Regions from separate parts of the Homo sapiens genome. Here region 2 is linked to region 1. The links are chromatin contacts, found by Hi-C or POLR2A ChIA-PET in ENCODE. All regions are on one chromosome and are shown on one strand. The core of a region is the stretch at or near the end of the contact, and the rest is flanking DNA. Distances in the headings are between cores, read along the strand shown.

What was found. Hi-C counts contacts between places; a loop is a spot of excess contacts on that map. ChIA-PET counts read pairs that join two places held with the same protein, here RNA polymerase II (POLR2A).
Region 2: a map of Caco-2 shows a loop between it and region 1 (3-fold over the local background). The contact joins two enhancer-like sites. A Hi-C loop is called at or near these places in 1 of 168 maps with a recorded cell type or tissue (Caco-2). POLR2A ChIA-PET finds 5 or more read pairs at or near these places in 1 of 52 experiments (activated T-cell).

The regions. Positions count from the first base shown.
Region 1 is chr17:48,192,343-48,196,777 of GRCh38, forward strand. All of the region lies in intron 4 of SKAP1 (src kinase associated phosphoprotein 1), which reads right to left. It also overlaps the pseudogene RNU6-1152P. Among named protein-coding and RNA genes, the nearest start is that of MIR1203, 38 kb to the left of the region's middle. RefSeq lists an enhancer at 1-444. Within about 2 kb of position 2,099, at least 2 of the 41 ENCODE cell types and tissues checked have a DNase peak (open chromatin) inside an H3K27ac peak, as active enhancers do.
Region 2 is chr17:48,469,874-48,474,604 of GRCh38, forward strand. No RefSeq gene overlaps it. Among named protein-coding and RNA genes, the nearest start is that of SKAP1, 42 kb to the left of the region's middle. Within about 2 kb of position 2,823, at least 7 of the 41 ENCODE cell types and tissues checked have a DNase peak (open chromatin) inside an H3K27ac peak, as active enhancers do.

The DNA.
Region 1 (4,435 bases), core at 849-3,348:
GTCAAAGATGCCAAGAGTCTGAATCATAAAAGACATGTTAAACGTTCTATTAGAATTCAAACCTCCTTTTTTTAATGCAAATTTAAATGCCATTTTATGGAACATCTATAATTATGAAAATGGGAAGACATTGCCTCGTGTGCAGGGAGAGTCTGTGAGTATGAATATTACATTAATGTGCCCACACCAGCTCACTGATCCTGCTGGCAGGAGCATAAAAAATGCCTGAGTGAAACTTTTATTTAGATGTTAAGACTCCAGGCCCCAGCGGGGTGACAGAGACAGCCCCTGTGAGTTGCCATCAGAGAGAGAGCTTGAATTGAATTACCCAGGGGGGAGGAAGTAGTGATGAGCACTGCTTCGCTTATTTAATTTCATTTACTTTCAGTACATTATCAGCATGAGGTTTTTCTCTCCCCACCAACTGAAACCCAAGAATGCCACCACTAAGGAAACAAAGACATAATACAGCAGAGATGTAACTCTAAGTCACTAATTCTAGGAGACAAGGGATAGCACCATCACCACCTTCTCTCCCCAAGAGTCAAACTCAGTTTGCTAAAATTGGGTACCAAAGGAGCTGCTGAATTTTTTCTCTTGGTCATTCACTAACAAGATTCTGAAAAGGAATAGAGCTGGAAACAGCTTTTTATATGGTGTGTTTTTGTGTATAGTCAGTAAGATGTGTTATGTTGCTTTCTTTCTTTCTTTTTTTTGAGACAGAGTCTCACTCTTGTCGCCCAGGCTGGAGTGTAATGGTGTGATCTCAGCTCACTGCAACCTCCACCTCCCGGGTTCAAGCGATTCTCCTGCTCCAGCTTCCCAAGTAGCTGGGATTACAGGCATGCACCACCATGCCTGAATAGTTTTTTGTATTTTTAGTAGAGACGGGGTTTCTCCATGTTGGTCAGGCTGGTCTTGAACTCCTGACCCCAGGGGATCCAGCCGCCTCGGCCTCCCAAAGTGCTGGGATTACAGGCATGAGCCACCGCACCCGGTCTATGTTGCTTTCTTATTCATTAGACAGAATCTGTATTGAGGAATTCTCTTGCCTGGTTCCCCTTATGGGCAGTGGGAAAAAATGGGATTATAGGCTCAGTTTAGAATGTCTACGGAAAAAAAATTAGGAAATGAGGTCAGATCAGTCTCTAGTCTACTAACTGTCTTCTGTGTACAAGGTACTGTGTGGTGAGTTCAATAACAGAGTTGTTCTCAATGTAGTTGGCTCTGAGCTCAATCTCATTAGCTCCATGATCTATCTGACAAATCCAAATAACCAAGGTGGGAATCCACAGTGGCATGCAAGGTACCTCCTCTTTCAGTGTCAGCGCAGGGTCCTACTGATCAAGAACTAGTGATCCTGAGGATGAACAGTGTTAGCCATGCCATGGGGTGATGAGGCAGGAATCTTGTATGCCTGGATCCACACCTACTGGTAAACGAACAGATCTGCAGAGAACTACTTAATGCATAATAGAAAGTATGTAAAATATGCTTTAAAGGACGGTTATAAAAATAGGAAGAAGTTGCAAACAATTGTATAAGTTGCTATTTTAAGGCAAACAATTTATATTTAAGTATACAATTAAAAAAAGAAGCTTTTTATTCATTACCTGAGAAAAGATATCACCACCGTCATGAAAAAATAAAAATGATTTTGATTTATTGAGAATAAATGGCCCTCTTGGCTAAGTCTAAAGGTGTATTACATTATATCAGCACAAAACAGAATTACATTAGTGTCATAATCTCTCCCTACCACTACACTTAACTAAACCTCTCAGAACAGCCCGTATAAAGAAAAGATTCACTTAGCTGAAGGATATGGGGCCACAAAGATAAGATCAACAGAGAAGTATGTTACCCAGAAGTGATGGCCACCCAACTTTCATGGCAGATGAAGATAAAAGAAATTCTCAGATATCTTTCTCTTCATCTAGTTTCCTTTAAACCCTTGTATCCCACCCACATCAAAAAAAGCAATAAAAAACGACAGAATAGGATTCCATCTCTCAATGCTAAACATGACTCTTTAGTCAGCTATGCACAGCAACAACAATGGGGACCCTTTGGAGTGTGATACATTTCCATAAAGCAGTCAATAAAAAAGACACGAGAGCTTATGTGAGTCACGGCCTATTTAACCAGCTGCGTTCTAGCCCACTGAGAAAAGAGAATTGGAGAAATCAGTTGGCAACACCAGAGCACAAGGCTAATAGCACAGGAGGCCACACAATTTCCACGCAAAAAGGCTGCAGCCCCTGCAGAACAAACCAGGTGCCCACTAACTTTCATTATAGGCAGCTGGCTTGGTCTCTTGCTAAATCATCCTGAAAGGAAAATAAATAGTTTTTTAAAAAACATCTTTTGTTCAAATCGTCCCCCTGTTAAGTTATGGACTTCTCCCATCCTCCCTCTTCCTTTTAATTCAAGTTCTTTTCAACTGTTTAAAAGAGGGACCTAACCAACTTGAGCCTAGAGACTAATAGCTAACAGGGGTGAATTTCAGACAGGGTGAAGTTTAGCAGGATCCTTCATTAAAGTACTCATGTAAAAAACCTGGGGATTGGGTGTATGAGATTGGAGAAAATTTAACATCTGAAGGCTGGGAATGGTCAAATTCCACCTGCAATTCCAATGCAGTCACAGATGGCTGGTGTGTGTGCATCTGCAGACATAAACACAAACACACGCTTTAAAATGCCTCAAATGTACCAAGGTGAGGAGGGTATTGCAGATAGGTTGGGGAGGGGGTAGTTTTCTCTTGTCTGGTGATTGTGGATTTCAAATCTGTTCATGAACCTCTCTTTTGTGCATTTGATTTCTGTGGCCTTCTTTAATATGTTCATTACTGCTTTTCCTTAGCTTCTTACTTTTCTGGGTTACTTTTTTGCCTTCTTCTCAATTTTCAGGAACCAGTCAATAAATGATAGTTTGTAGTGTCTGGCAGGAAGTGTCATCTTCCGATGCTAACAAGGAAGTTGGTTTCAATGACTATTCCTTGATTAGTCCCTTGAACAGGCATATATAATTCTTTAACTTCCGTGGTTCCATTTGATATCCACCTGAGTTTACACTTATACCACACATTTTTCTTGCATTGTGCTTCACTTATAAAGGAATTTAGCTTAACATATGAAAGGTGAAAAATTCTAAAACATTAGTAATAGATTTAGCATCTAAAATTTCAAAGATATAGAAAGCACTCAAACAGATGGCTTTAAACTAACTGAATGGAACTGTTCATGGAGAAATAAATTGGACAACAGATGAAAGGAAGGGAATGAACACAACGTACTTAATCAAGTTCTTCAACAAGCTGTGATGTAAGAAGCTAGGAAACAGAACATGAGCAACAGGAGCTAGACTAAAGGACCCCAGAAAATGGTAGAAATGACACATTTGTAGTTAGCAAACCAACACAGAAGACAACTTTCATGAGACCTCAATAGACTCATGTTGCCCTTCTAATTTTTGAAGGTCTTTTAAAAATACCAGTGAATCCAGGTTATAGTGAACCCAGGTTACAGAAATCTGTGGAGAAAATCCTGTTATACTGAAGACAAAAAAAACCTCTGAGGTTCTAGGTCAGTAGTACAAAGAAAAAAAAGCAGATAATAAACAAAATAATTAAAATGAATATGCTTTAACAAAAATGGCCCCCCAAAACCCTAACCAGTTTTAAATTCATCAGCATTGTATCAAGCATTTTTACATCTAAGTCCCACAATATCCCTATGAGGCATGTTTTATTATCATCCCCACTTTACAGACTAGGAAACTGAGGTGTAATGAAATGACATAATTTGCTGAAGGTTGCTCAGTTGGAATAGCCCATGCTGTTTCCAATACTCTGAGCTTCAGACATGCACAGAAGTGGATGAGGAAAGATTGGGTCTTCCTATCTCACTCCCCCACAAAAAGAGACCCTGTTTTTTGGAAGAAGAAACAGGCATGATGTGTGGTTATTCTAACTCCTGGTGTCAAAAAATTATTTTAGTATCTATATTTCTTATTTACTTTTTTATGAGTAAAATGAGCAGGTTTTATTTTATTTTTATGTTTTTCAGCTTTTATTTTAGAATCGGGGTACATGTGTAGGTTTGTTACAAAGGTATATTGTGTGATGCTGAGGTTTGGAGTATGAATAATCTGTCATCCAGGTAGTGAGCACAGTACCCAATAATAGTTTTTCAACCCTTGCTTCCCTCCCTACCTCCTCGTGCATTTACCCAGTGTCTACTGTTGCCATATTTATGTCCATGTGTACCCAGTGTGTAGCTCCCACTTATAAGTGAGAAAATGCCATATTATGTTTTCTGTTTCTGCGTTAGTTCAAAAACATGGAATGCTTCACAAATTTGCATGTCATCTTTGCACAGGGGCCATGCTAATCTTCTCTGTATCATTCCAATTTTAGTATATATGCTGCCAA
Region 2 (4,731 bases), core at 1,573-4,072, 280 kb after region 1:
TAAAGATTTTTGTGTTTTTTTTGTGACAGAGTCTCGCTCTGTCACCTAGGCTGGAGTGCAGTGGCACAATCTTGGCTCACTGCACCCTCTGTCTCCTGGGTTCAGGCAATTCTCCTGCCTTAGCCTCCCGAGTAGCTGGGACTACAGGCGCACGCCACCATGCCCGGCTAATTTTTGTATAGAGATGGGGTTTTGCCATGTTGGCCAGGCTGGTCTCGAACCCCTGGCATCAAGCAATCCACCTGCTTCAGCCTCCCAAAATGCTGGGATTACGGGAGTCAGCCACTGTGCCCAGCCAAGATACTTCTTAAATATAGAAAAACTGGGGACCCATGGAGGTTAAGTGACCTTTTTAACCTCAAAAACTGAGGCCCAGAAGGGCAACGCACTACAGTATCCAGAGCCCTCCTCCAACAGCTGTCACTTGTGTGACCTTGAGCAAGTTGTCCATATTTTCTGAGCCTGTATCTTCATCTGTGAAAAGTTATAGGGGAAATAAATGAAAGAATATGTGTAAATCACCAGATTTTGTGATTGATGTTCTAAAAATTGTGAGTTTAATAGATATACTCAAAGATTTTGTAGGGGAGAAAGAGAGAGCTTACATTATGCAGCACAGACAACTTGAAGGGGCACAATGGGCATCATTGTTGTTAAACACCCATTTGTCAATCCAACGGTATGGAGTTTCACTTCTCCCTTCTCCACACCTGGCCTCTCTCCATCCCGTTGGTGCCTTGCTCCTCCTCCTCTTTTTTCTCTTCTCTCTCTCATGCAGAGCAATATTCTCCCTTCTCTGAAGTTGTGAGCACATCTGCCATGTGTTAAGCACATCAAGGCATTCTTCTAAGCAGAATTCCCTTCCTAAGAGAAATTCTGTTAGTAAAGTTGTTACTTTATTATACATACGGAATCATTTGCAAAGGGTATTCCCATTCACTATTTCCTTTGAATCTCAGAGCCACCCTGTGGCAAGAATTACAATTATAACCACTTTACATTGGGAGATACCGAAGCTTAGGGAATTGCTCAGGGTCATAACTTAAAAGTGGCTGAGGGGCTGAGCGTGGTGACTCATGCCTGTAATTCCAGCACTTTGAGAGGCTGAGGCAGGAGGATCTCTTGAGCCCAGGAGTTCAAGACCAGCCCGGGGAACATAGTGAGATCTTGTCTCAACAAAATATTTTTAAAATTAGCTGGGGGTGTTTCTCCCAGCTACTTGGGAGGCTAAGGTGGGTGGATCACTTGAGCCTGAGAGGTTGAGGCTGTGGTGAGCCATGGTCACACCACCGCACTCCAGCCTGGGTGACAAAGCATAAGAGACCCTGTCTCAAAAAAAAAAAAAAAAAAAAAAAAAAAGACTGAGGCAGGAATTGAACCTGGCAAGGTACCTCACAGCATGCTGGTCGTGCTTCCTCACTCTTCAGAGGCGGCATGTTCTAGTTGGCCTCCTGAAGGAAACTACTAATTTTGTTTTCTCTGCCATTCAGTGAGCATCTAGATTGAGAGCCCCACATAGGTCACTTCCTGAGCAAGATGTCAGGAGCTGGGTTAGGGTTGTAATTCCTTTCCTAGCTTGTTGTACAGCCTCGAGCAAGGAGAAGATTTGAGAGGCAGAAAGGTAGCGCGTTGGGAAAAAATGCTATGTTCCAGGCATTATATGCTAGAACTTTACATTGATTACTTCATCTAATCTTCACTAGAATTCTGTGTGAGATAGCATCAATATTTTAATTTTAAGTAAAATTAAATTGTGGAAACTGAGGCTCAAAGAGCTGATGAAATTTGTTCATGGTCATACGGATAAGAAATGATGGAGATGGGATTTGAATCTTTGTCTCTGGGACTCTAAATTCTATCTGCATTTCCTCATGTCATGTTGTCCCTCTGGGCCTTGGGGCCTTTTTAAAATGTAAATCCAGGCAACTAACTCCTCTGAATCCCACCTCACATGTCTGTCAACTGCTGGATTATGTTCCTAATCCGGCAGGGGTCGCAAGGCTGGGAAACCTTCATGCCACTATCAATCTTCTCCCCAGTTCAGAGGTCAGAGGCTCTCTTTACTCCAGCCCCCTCCTCCACCTCTGGGATGGGGCCACATTTCACCTGAGGATTAACAGCCACACCTCTCTACTTCTGCGGAGGATAGAGGGCGACTATGAAGGATGGTGTGTCTCCCCACCCACATCTCATACCTAGCCTGGGGCGGACTGTTCATTAGGGGCAGGCAGGGAGGAGGCGAACCAAGATAGCACAGAGATCCATCAAGGTGCCAAGCTGACAGGTGCACACACCTGTTTCTAGCCAGAGGAGCTAGAGGCCAGTGGGAACCTGCCTCATAGGAGAGGACTTTGTCTGGAAAGAGAAGGGAGGAAGAAAAAACAACAACAGCAACTGAGAGTGGATCACTCTAATTACATGGCTCTAAATCACCGAGAAGAACCTTGGCTCAAACATCCAAGTGGTGGAGGATGGATTTTTACCTTGACTCCCGCTAATTTTCATTGATTTATGGGGCTTGAAAGCATTTATTTTCTGCTCAGAGGCAGCCCAGCTCCTGCTAAGGAGGTGCAGGACTCCCCTAAATGCTGTCACCATGGAGAGGCGAGCAGCAGAGGTGGCTCTCAGGGCAACAGCTACATTTCCTGCTCAGTTCCAGTTGCTACCTAAGAGCTGGGAGGGTCCAATGGGAGCTGCTGGCCCTGCTGTGACAGCCTCCCCACTCCTGTCCCCAGAGCCTGCCTGCTTCTGGTCACAGCTACTTGAGTTTAACACTCCTGGCAGCTTAGCACTCTGGTTTTTATGTGTGAAGCCGTAATATTTGGTGAGCTGTGAGATGAGGTGGCAAGATTTGCAACTGGCATTCCCTTCCGGCCCTGCCCTGTGATTCAGGTCAGTGGTGTGACAAAGTGAGGCCACCCCTCCTCCCCACTCTGGCTTCCCACCTGTGGCTATTTGGAATGATGTCTTTCCTTCGTTTTCTCCTCTTCCCCCATCCCATGCCTGATAGACTCCCGTAGCTCTTGGCTTTCAAAAGGGGGTATTCAGTCCTCACATTCCAAACCATCTGCTCAATTAAACATTTTAAACAGCAATTCTGAGTCTGCCCAGGACCACATTCCAAAAGGTGGGTGTCAGGAGATAGGCTTTCTAAATGTCAGAGGCTCTGTGAAAATCTTAACTGATGAGGAAGTGGGCCAGCTAGAAAGCATCACGTTTTCTTGGAGATTAGAAACATAAGACTCAGTGTCCATACTTTCAAAATTCCTCTTCCTGAGGCACATGATGAGTCATTTGAGCATCTCTAGTCCTTTTCTCCAGGTCTGTATTCCCTGAGCCTTCCTGCCCTGTTTCCTGAGCCAGGGTTGAAGTTCAGATTCCTGTGGGTCCCCCCAGGCATCCTCCTTATCTGCAGTTGTCTTAATTTCTGTCCCATCTTCCCACCCATTCCAGTTGCAGCTGCCTTCCAGGAATAGAGTAAGATTTATCATAATATGATGGTACAAGGAGGAAGAAAATTAAACATTTTTATGAGATAGTTTTGAGTATATATTAATAGAGGCCAGGCGCAGTGGCTCACGCCTGTAATCCCAGCACTTTGGGAGGGTGAGGCAGGAAGATCACTTGAGGTCAGGAGTTTGAGACCAGCCTGGCCAACATGGTGATGCCCTGTCTCTACTAAAAATACAAAAATTAGTTGGGCATGGTGGTGGGCACCTGTAATCCCAGCTACTGGGGAGACTGAGGCAGGAGAATCACTTGAACCCAGGAGGCGGAGGTTGCAGTGAGCCGAGATCATGCCATTGCACTCCAGGCTGGGCAACAGAGTGAGACTCATTCTCAATAATAATAATAATTATTATTATTATTATTATTATAGAGCTTTGTAATAAAATTATTACTGATTCTGAGCTAGCTGTAGGCCCAGCCTTCAAGAAAACAGGAGCAGAGAGATCTCCTAAAATGTCTTTAAAACTGGGGAGTCTTCAGCCTAGACAACATAGCAAGACCCTATATTAGTCCGTTTTCACGCTGCTGATAAAGACATACCCGTGACTGGGAAGAAAAAGAGGTTTAATTGGACTTAACAGTTCCACATGGCTGGAGAGGCCTCAGAATCATGGCAAGAGGCGAAAGGCTCTTCTTACATGGCAGAGGCAAAAGAAAATGAGGAAGAAGCAAAAGCAGAAACCCCTGATAAACCCATCGGATATCGTGAGACTTATTCACTATCACGAGAATAGCACGGGAAAGACCAATCCCCATGATTCAATTACCTCCCCCTGGGTCCCTCCCACAACATGTGGGAATTCTGGGAGATACAACTCAAGTTGAGATTTCAGTGGGGACACAGCCAAACCATATCATTCTGCCCCTGGCCCCTCCAAATCTCATGTCCTCACATTTCAAAACCAATCATGCTTTATCAACAGTCCCCCAAATCTTAACTCATTTCAGCATTAACCAATATCAGACCTCATCTCTACCAAAGGTAGAAAAAAATTAGCTGGGAATGGTGGTGCGCACCTGTAGTCCCAGCTACTTGGGAGGTTGAGGTGGGAGGATCACTTGGCCCTGGGAAGCGAGGCCTCAGTGAGTTGTAACTGCACCACTGTTCTCCAGCCTGAGTGATAGAGAGAGACTCTGTCTCAAAAAAAAAAAAAAATTAAATGGAGAACATCTTACACATTTGGTATGGATTGGCACTATGACTTAGAGGTAGTAGAATTA